3 separate regions of the Homo sapiens genome follow, and regions 2 and 3 are each linked to region 1. Evidence: chromatin loops called from intact Hi-C (ENCODE). Cell type or tissue: A673. All regions are shown on one strand.

What was found. Peaks named below come from ENCODE experiments on the same cell type or tissue, not always from the same donor. Only the 100,000 strongest peaks of a DNase experiment are listed, where the experiment ranks them.
Region 2: a loop joins it to region 1, with 3 times the contacts of the local background. A loop is called at or near these places in 8 of 110 quality-filtered maps.
Region 3: a loop joins it to region 1, with 4 times the contacts of the local background. A loop is called at or near these places in 23 of 110 quality-filtered maps.

Annotation. Positions count from the first base shown.
Region 1 is chr12:11,580,423-11,582,922 of GRCh38, forward strand. No RefSeq gene overlaps it. Among named protein-coding and RNA genes, the nearest start is that of LINC01252, 34 kb to the left of the region's middle. In A673, CTCF peaks have their summits at 28 and 941 (motif pointing right); DNase peaks (open chromatin) are centred at 39 and 969; H3K27ac peaks cover 610 bases.
Region 2 is chr12:11,876,929-11,879,428 of GRCh38, forward strand. The region is part of intron 5 of ETV6 (ETS variant transcription factor 6); the gene reads left to right. Among named protein-coding and RNA genes, the nearest start is that of BCL2L14, 190 kb to the right of the region's middle. RefSeq lists an enhancer at 1,309-2,106. In A673, no CTCF peak of the experiment used is centred here; a DNase peak (open chromatin) is centred at 1,223; H3K4me3 peaks cover 675 bases; H3K27ac peaks cover 2,500 bases.
Region 3 is chr12:12,016,843-12,019,342 of GRCh38, forward strand. No RefSeq gene overlaps it. Among named protein-coding and RNA genes, the nearest start is that of BCL2L14, 53 kb to the right of the region's middle. In A673, a CTCF peak has its summit at 1,198; DNase peaks (open chromatin) are centred at 1,149 and 1,769.

The sequences.
Region 1 (2,500 bases):
ACATGCAGAAGTGAGAACAGATTCAAAATTGTGTGGAAGTGCTTGCTGCGAGGGCTTTTGGCCTCTGCCTGCCCATGTTAAGCAACTTGGGCACACACCTCCAGTGTCTTGGCAAGAATCTCCAACTCCCACAAGAATGGGAAGAAAGCCAAAGAAGGCCAAAGAAGGCCAAAACTTTCTCCAAACAAGCTCAGTAGCAAAACTCTGTGGGAGAGAGAGAAGTAAGGCAATTGCCCTAGGCATATTGGGCAGATGAGTCAGCACCCAGCAAGAGAGGAGCCTGTAATTCTGGAGAAGTTAGGGCTGGTACCACCATGGAATTAGGTGGAGAGGAAGAGAGAATGTGTACTCATCAAGAAAAATGGATAGTCCAGCATGCAGACATGGAAATGCCCTCTTCACCGTCCTTCCTTTCCTAAGAAATTCTGGGTTCTAGGCCAGGTGCAGTGGCTCACACCTGCAATCTCAGCACTCTGAGGCCAAGGCATGTGGGACACTTGAGGTCAGGAGTTCAAGACCAGGCTGGGCAACATGGCAAGACCCCATCTCTACAAAAAAATTAAAAAATTAGCCAGGCGAGGTAGTGCACACCTGTAGTCCCAGCTGCTAGGAAGACTGAGGTGGGAAGATGACTTGAGCCCAGGAGTTTGAGGCTGCAGTGAGCTATGATCGTGCTATTGCACTCCAGCCTGGGCAGCAGAGTGATACCGTCTCTAAAATAAAATAAAATAAAATAAAATAAAATAAAATAAAATAAATTCTGGGTTCTCTGTCCACACCTGTAGTTAAACTCACTGAGAAGGAAAATACCAAGCATTGCACCAAAGTCTAAGAAATCACCACTAAAGAACTTACCCCTGTAATCAAAAACCATATAGACCCCTAAAAACTATGGATATAAAATTTTATAAAAGAAAAGAAAAAGAAAATGCCCAGCAGGTGGCAGCACTAGACAACTGAAGTAAAACAAGGCTGCAAGGCAACACGAAAGTTCATCTTGGAGACTTTGCGCTGTAACTTTCCTTGGTGGGATTTTATTTAGCTATCAGTGAATATCTCATAAGAAGGAATTTGTATCCCAGCACCTACCACAGTGCCTGACACATGCTGGGTATATGTGTTGACTGAATGCAGGCAGGCTGGCAGGCAGGAAGGAAGGAAGGAAGGAATTTTGACAACTCACCTAAACTAGAAAAATGTCATCATTTGAAATGGCCATATTCTCTTCTTATCCCATCATTACTATTGTCATTTTAATTAGTTTTAGTAATATTAATAAAGCATCCTACTAGATTAATTTTCTCTACTCACCCTTTTGACAACCTACATCCTTATTCTCTACTGAATTAAATTTTTCTCATCGCTTTTGGAGACTTTTATTAAATCTCAGGGTTAAAAAAAAAAAACTCAAGATTAGAAACACCACAGCTAGAATTCCAGTTTTAAAAGAAATTATTTGTCTTTGAATGTTGGTGTTTATAAGGAAGGCATTTATGAGTAGACTATCGTTCTTTGATTAGTTGTATTTTTTTTAACCAATGACTTGTTTGCAGACTGTGCTTAAGTTTTATTATTATTTAAAAAAAATTTGTTTTCTTTTATTGACCATCTCTGAAATATGCTATTGTGCAGTGGCTTGCGCTTTTTTAGAATCCTACTTAATAATAATTTAAGGTAATAAAAGTTAGAAGAAAGACTAAATAAACTAATAGATGATAAGAAATCACTCTGCCCATGCACTGTGCTATATTGGGTCAGAGTGATGACTTTCTATCACTTTCGAGATAGAGGAAGAAAATCCTCACCCTTTGCTTCACCAGATACAGAAAATGGCTACATTGGACACCCGAATAAGAGCTTCCAAATCTACCTATTAGAACGAAGGGTAGCCAAACTTTCCCTGAAAGCTAATGTTAGCTGAGCACGATGGCTCATGCCTGCAATCCCAGCACTTTGGGAGGTCGAGGCAGGAGAATAGCTGGAGGCCAGGATTCATGACCAGCCTGGGCAACACAGCAAAACCCCCTCTCTAAAAGAAAATGTTTAAAATTAGCCAGGCATGGTGATGAGCGCCTGTAGTCTTAGCTAGCTACTCGGGAGGCTGCAGTGAGAGGCTCACGTGAGCATAGGAGTTCAAGGTTGTGGTGAGCTATGATTCCATCACTGCACTCCAGCCTGGGCAGCAGCCAGATCCTGTCTCAAAAAAAAAAAAAATGCTAATGGTAAAATTTTTGCTAGTAAGAATAATGGCAGTTGATGACACTCAGTTGGAGCATGTAGTTGAGTTTTTTGAGGGCGGGTATGTTGTTTTATGTACTTTCATATATCCCTAGCATCTCACCTTGTGTCTGGTATATTTTAAAACCTCAATCAATATTTACTGAATGTGTGGAGACTATCAAGACATATGTCACTGAACAGTGGTACTTGAATCAGAGCCACGTTCTCAGCAGAAGAAAAGAATAGAATGGCAGATCATGGGAGTCACAATTCAGCAGAC
Region 2 (2,500 bases), 300 kb after region 1:
TAGCCTTTTGTGACTTTAAAAAATACTTTTACTATCTCTCAAGGTTACATCCTTAACAGAAACAAAAAGATTCTAATCAGCGAGACATCAAGTCTCTTGCATTGCTTATTTGTCACCCAACTAAAACAATGTACTTTCTTGATTTGGTTTTATTGACTGGATGAATTATATATATACAAAGATTCAATTAGGGAAGCCTCTGAAGTAAGATGAAGAAAAAAGTATGAAACTCCAGAGAAAGCAGTTTGAGGCTTATCCTCAGGGGCTTCAAGGACTGGGAGAAGTCACTGTATTCTGGCATCTTGCTTCTGTCTCCACTTCCTCCCACAGTGTTTAATGCTGCTGTGAATTTGTTTCAAAGGAAGCCTATAGACTTTTTTTTTTTTTTTTAATTTTGTACATGAGCCTCAGGAGCAGCCTTGACAGCTAAAAGACCTCGTAAAAGAGAAGTGTGAAGGGATTGCATGAAAGTGCTGGGGGCAAGTCTCAGCCCTCGGCCTTTGTTGGAAGGTGTGGGGTGTGCAGACACATGTGCACCTTCGCACACATGCATCTGTGCATAAATATCTGTGTTTGCAGGAAAGAAAAGATAGGGTTGTGGGATGTCCCCAGAAGCCACAGGGATTCCAGTGTTTTAGTACCAGGTGAAAGAGCCGCTTCCTCCCACACTATCTCAGGGAGATGCCCTTCTGTAGACCTCTGTAGCCCAGTACCCTCAAGAGCTCCTGGAGACAGATGGCCCCGAACAGTCCTAGGGAAGCAGTGTGGGCCTGTGGCAAAAGCTTGGACTGCGAAGTCAGCATGATTGGAATCCGGTTCTTGACTCCCAAGCAGGTGCATAATGTCCCTGAGCCCTTCTTTCCTTATCTGTAATATTGAGAATAGTAATACCCATTTCTGGGCCCTTTTGACTGTTAATGAGACAACATGTGAATGCATGGCACAAGAAAGTTAATTGCTACGTGTCACTGTCCCCCCCTGCCTCACTGCTGAGCTGCCATCCTGCCCATCTGAGAGGGACTGTGTGGGAGCTGTGGGTACAGCCAGCACAACTGCCTGCAGAGCCACGCAGGGCACTGACAGGGAAGGCCTGTGTGGGGTGCCCTTCAAGGCCACCTCCGTTTTCTTATTTCCTTGGAGATTTACTTTTGTGCTCCTGCTTCCCCTCCCTGAAGCTTTGCCTGCTGTCCATATTTGGAGGGGATGAATAAGATGAGCACTGGGGAGGGGAGGAGCCATCACTCCAGCAGGAATATTCCCAGCGGCTGAGTCACTGCATTTGATTTTCAGTGTGAACAACTGAGAAATCAAAGAGCCCTAAAAGAGGAGGAAGTTTCAGGACAATGTTTTTAAAAGATAAAAAAACATCAACAGCATGGTGTCTGAGTGGAAAATAATAGAAGGGGCTTGAGGAGACTGGAAATTCCAGTTTGTGTAAGGGCGCACAGTGCTGTAATACAGAGTCCTACCTCCCTGCAGTCCCTGGATGTGAATTCCCAGGCTGCACCCACACCTGAGCAAAGCGGAGGCTGGGCCTTATTAGGTTCTGACTGCGGGCTGGATCTCAGCTGCAGGCTGTGAGTTTCGGATACCGGTGTTTCCAAGCCTTCTCCACACCTTATGTAATCACAGGTGAAAAGGTCCAGCCTCATTTGCAGCTGTGGTTCTTCTGCCCCAGGAAGCCAGGAAGCGTAGATTTTTGTATTATTTGCCTCCACTTCTCCCTCCCCCAGCGTGCCACCGTGCACATATGTTTTCTGTTTTCCTAAGCCACGGCAAAGCACAAGCAATTGCCCATTGTAAACACACCTCTGCGTATCAACACACACCTGGCTGCACTGGATTGACCAACTTTCTGCTTCTAGGTAATGGCTGATCTAGAATAGAGGAGGAGGAGGGGAAAAAAAAAAAAAACAAGCAGCAGATGGCCCCCTGAATGTTGTAAACCGTGTTTCTCTAAGCAGGGTTTCTCAACACTCTCGATATTTGGGCCAAATAATAATTTGTGGGGTTGCTTACTATATTGTAAGAGATTCAGCAGCATCCCTGGCCTCTACCCACTAGATGCTAGGAGCACCCTGCACCCCAGTGTGACAACCAGAAATGCCTCCAGATATTGCCACATGCCCCCAGTTCAGAACCATATTTGTAAAGCTTAGTAGCAACTTTTTTTTTCATATGCTACTTTGCGTGTTTTGTTGCTGAACTGGAAATAAACGTTAATTTTTAGGTAATAAATTTCAAAAAATGTAACAGGGACACTCAGCCTCTCTTCTGGTAATTATGCCCATGACACTGTCATTTGCAGGCCTTCTTTAAAATTCCACTTGGGCAGTTAAAAGAACATAAAATGACTTTCTTAGAAGCTTTCCTGAAATTTAAATTAACCACAATCATTAAACATTCCCTATGTCAATAATTTGACTTTCCTACTCAAAGTTTTTTAAGGCATCAGTTTTGTCTAGCGTGGTTTTTTTCTTTAGAAACCATGTTGGTTATG
Region 3 (2,500 bases), 440 kb after region 1:
AAACTAGGGATGGAAGCAAATGAGTTGTCTGTTTTCATGCAGATGAAGTCGTGGGAGGACGTATGATTCATGTGTTGAGTGCTTTTTCAATAGCATGTTTCTATCATTTCTGGAAGACAGCAAGTTAGTTTCCCCCCGAGGTGGTGGGAGAGGATGTTGTTTGTGGTTTTCCCTTTTAGAGGGGAGTTACATTTGTTTTTGTTGTTGCTTTGTTGGTTTATCAATTTTTTTGTTTTGCTGTGTTGTGATTTGTGTTCATGAGGAGTTGGAGATGGCGGTTGGGAGAGAAAGTTTTGGAGGGGTAGGAGGAAGCAGAGCCTATGTACAATGTCTACAGGGGCTGATCACACAAACAAGGTCAAGGTGGTTCAAAGTCATAGTCAGATGCCTGGGGGCCTGCCAAACACCACATGCCTTGGTTAGGAAATTAGTGACAGTTTGACATCTGGGTCTTGTGTGATTGCCATCCAAAGATAAGGAAGGGAAAGAGGAGAGTCCTGGCATGGAGTTCCAAGCAGGCTCAGAGCCCCGGGCCTGCCTTTCCATCACATTAAAGAATGTGGCTGCTGTGCCCTGGAGCGGTTCCCTAGTCACACCAGGTGATGGGAGCCAGGAGCATGGGATAGAAGGAGCCTGGTCACTGTCCAGCCCAGAGTATCGCTCAGTGTTGGCTCCCCTGCCAGTCTCTTCCAGGGTATCTGACACCCAAACAGGTTGGTGCCTGGAATTAGGGTATTAGGCCACTGGACCTTCTTGGGGAGCTCTAGGGGGTCTCTGGGAACTTGAATAAGAGCTGCTCCAAAAACTTCTCTGAATCCTGCACCCCTCCCTTAGCAAGCAGTATGCTGGTAAAAGGTTAACAACCAAGTATCTGGCGAAAAAATGCCCTGATTCATAGCATTTGCTAACTCCCATGGTGTAAATACTCTCCTACCTTGGCCAATTTCAAGTGGCCAGTGTTATGTTAACTAGATCACAAAAATCCTGAAAATTAACATTGAGTTTTCTCAAGCCAGAATGAGCCCCTCTTCTACACCACAGCCCTGAGCCCTCTGGAACCAAAGGAGAACTCAGAAATCAGGAATCATTTGGTCCCAGGCTTTCCAGGTGCCAGAATGAACCACGAGCTCCCGGTGAAGCCGCAAGTTTTATGAGTCTGCAGCACCTCACAGTGGAGGGACCCTGGTGGGGGCAGGAGGAAGGAACGGAAGTTGGCTAATTAGAGACCCTAAAAAGCCCCCAGAGAATGCAAGTAAGAGAGAAAAAGGGATTGGGAGTAAATGCTAGGAACTCAAGCATTCAAACCTCTGTGTGGTCCACAAAACAAAAACTGTGAGGTATTTAACCACCTCTCCTTCTTATTTCCTGAGTGTGTTCCTGTCTCAGTCCATCATTTTCCAGAGAAAATCTTCCTAAAGGATGTTAGGAAGCAGCTGTCCATCCCATATCCCTGAGAAGGGGTGCCCTGCCCCTGCAACGTACTAAACACAAGGTGGTGGCTGACATGGAGGAATCTGTCCCCTACACACATAGGACCACTCTGCCAGCCAGGCCCAGGTAGCACCTGGGATGAACTCCCCTCACCCTGCTCCCTGGTCCTCTCCCTACTAAGTCCCATCTAACACACTCCTGCTTGGCTAAGGGAGGAAAATCGCACCTCCTCCAACTCCTCTGATGTCCCTACAGTCCATCCAAACTCACTTACAAGAGTAAGGATTCTTGGATCGACACAGGCCCCTTCCCTTGGGCAGTTTCGGCTTAGCAGGCGTTCTGGGAAGACAGCCAAGCAGTAACTCACTTATGAAAGACTTCATTCTGTGCCTGCTCTCCTCACCCAACAGCTGACACACATGGACCCCCCTCGCTGCCATTTTAGTGGCCCTGGCTGGTCAGAACCTACTCACCTGGCCCGAGAGGCCCACAGTGTCCTGCCTCCACTCCCTTTCCTAGAGCCCTGGATTCCATTCCTACCTCTGCCGCTAATTGCCTCGAACACTCATTTAATCTCTTCTGACTATGGTTTCCTTATCTGGAACACACAAATGGTTGGACTTCAATAATATTCCATACAAGTTTTATAGAAAAATAAGATTTGTTTGGAACTTTAAAGCGATCAAGTATTTTCACTTAATTATTACAAAAAGTATGTGATATAAGTAGTAATATTAGATAATATTAGGAACTGAGGCTCAGAGAGCCTGGGAAATGCATTCCAGATTACCTGGATAAGAGGTAGCCCACCCAAACTCGATCTCATTCCTCTGACAGCCAACACTGCACACAGACACCTGAGCAAGTTGCTACAACTGGGATCCCACAGCAGAGTCCCACAGCTGTTCCTCAGTTAGCATTCATGTCCCTTTGATTCACCAGTTTAACACAATAAATTCCGTTCATTCTAGGCTGAGAGACTAACGTGAATACGCTCAATGTCCAGGAGAAAACTAGGGTCTGTCCTGAGCAAAGTTGGTGAGTGAGCGCCATTTACCTTCCCTGAGCC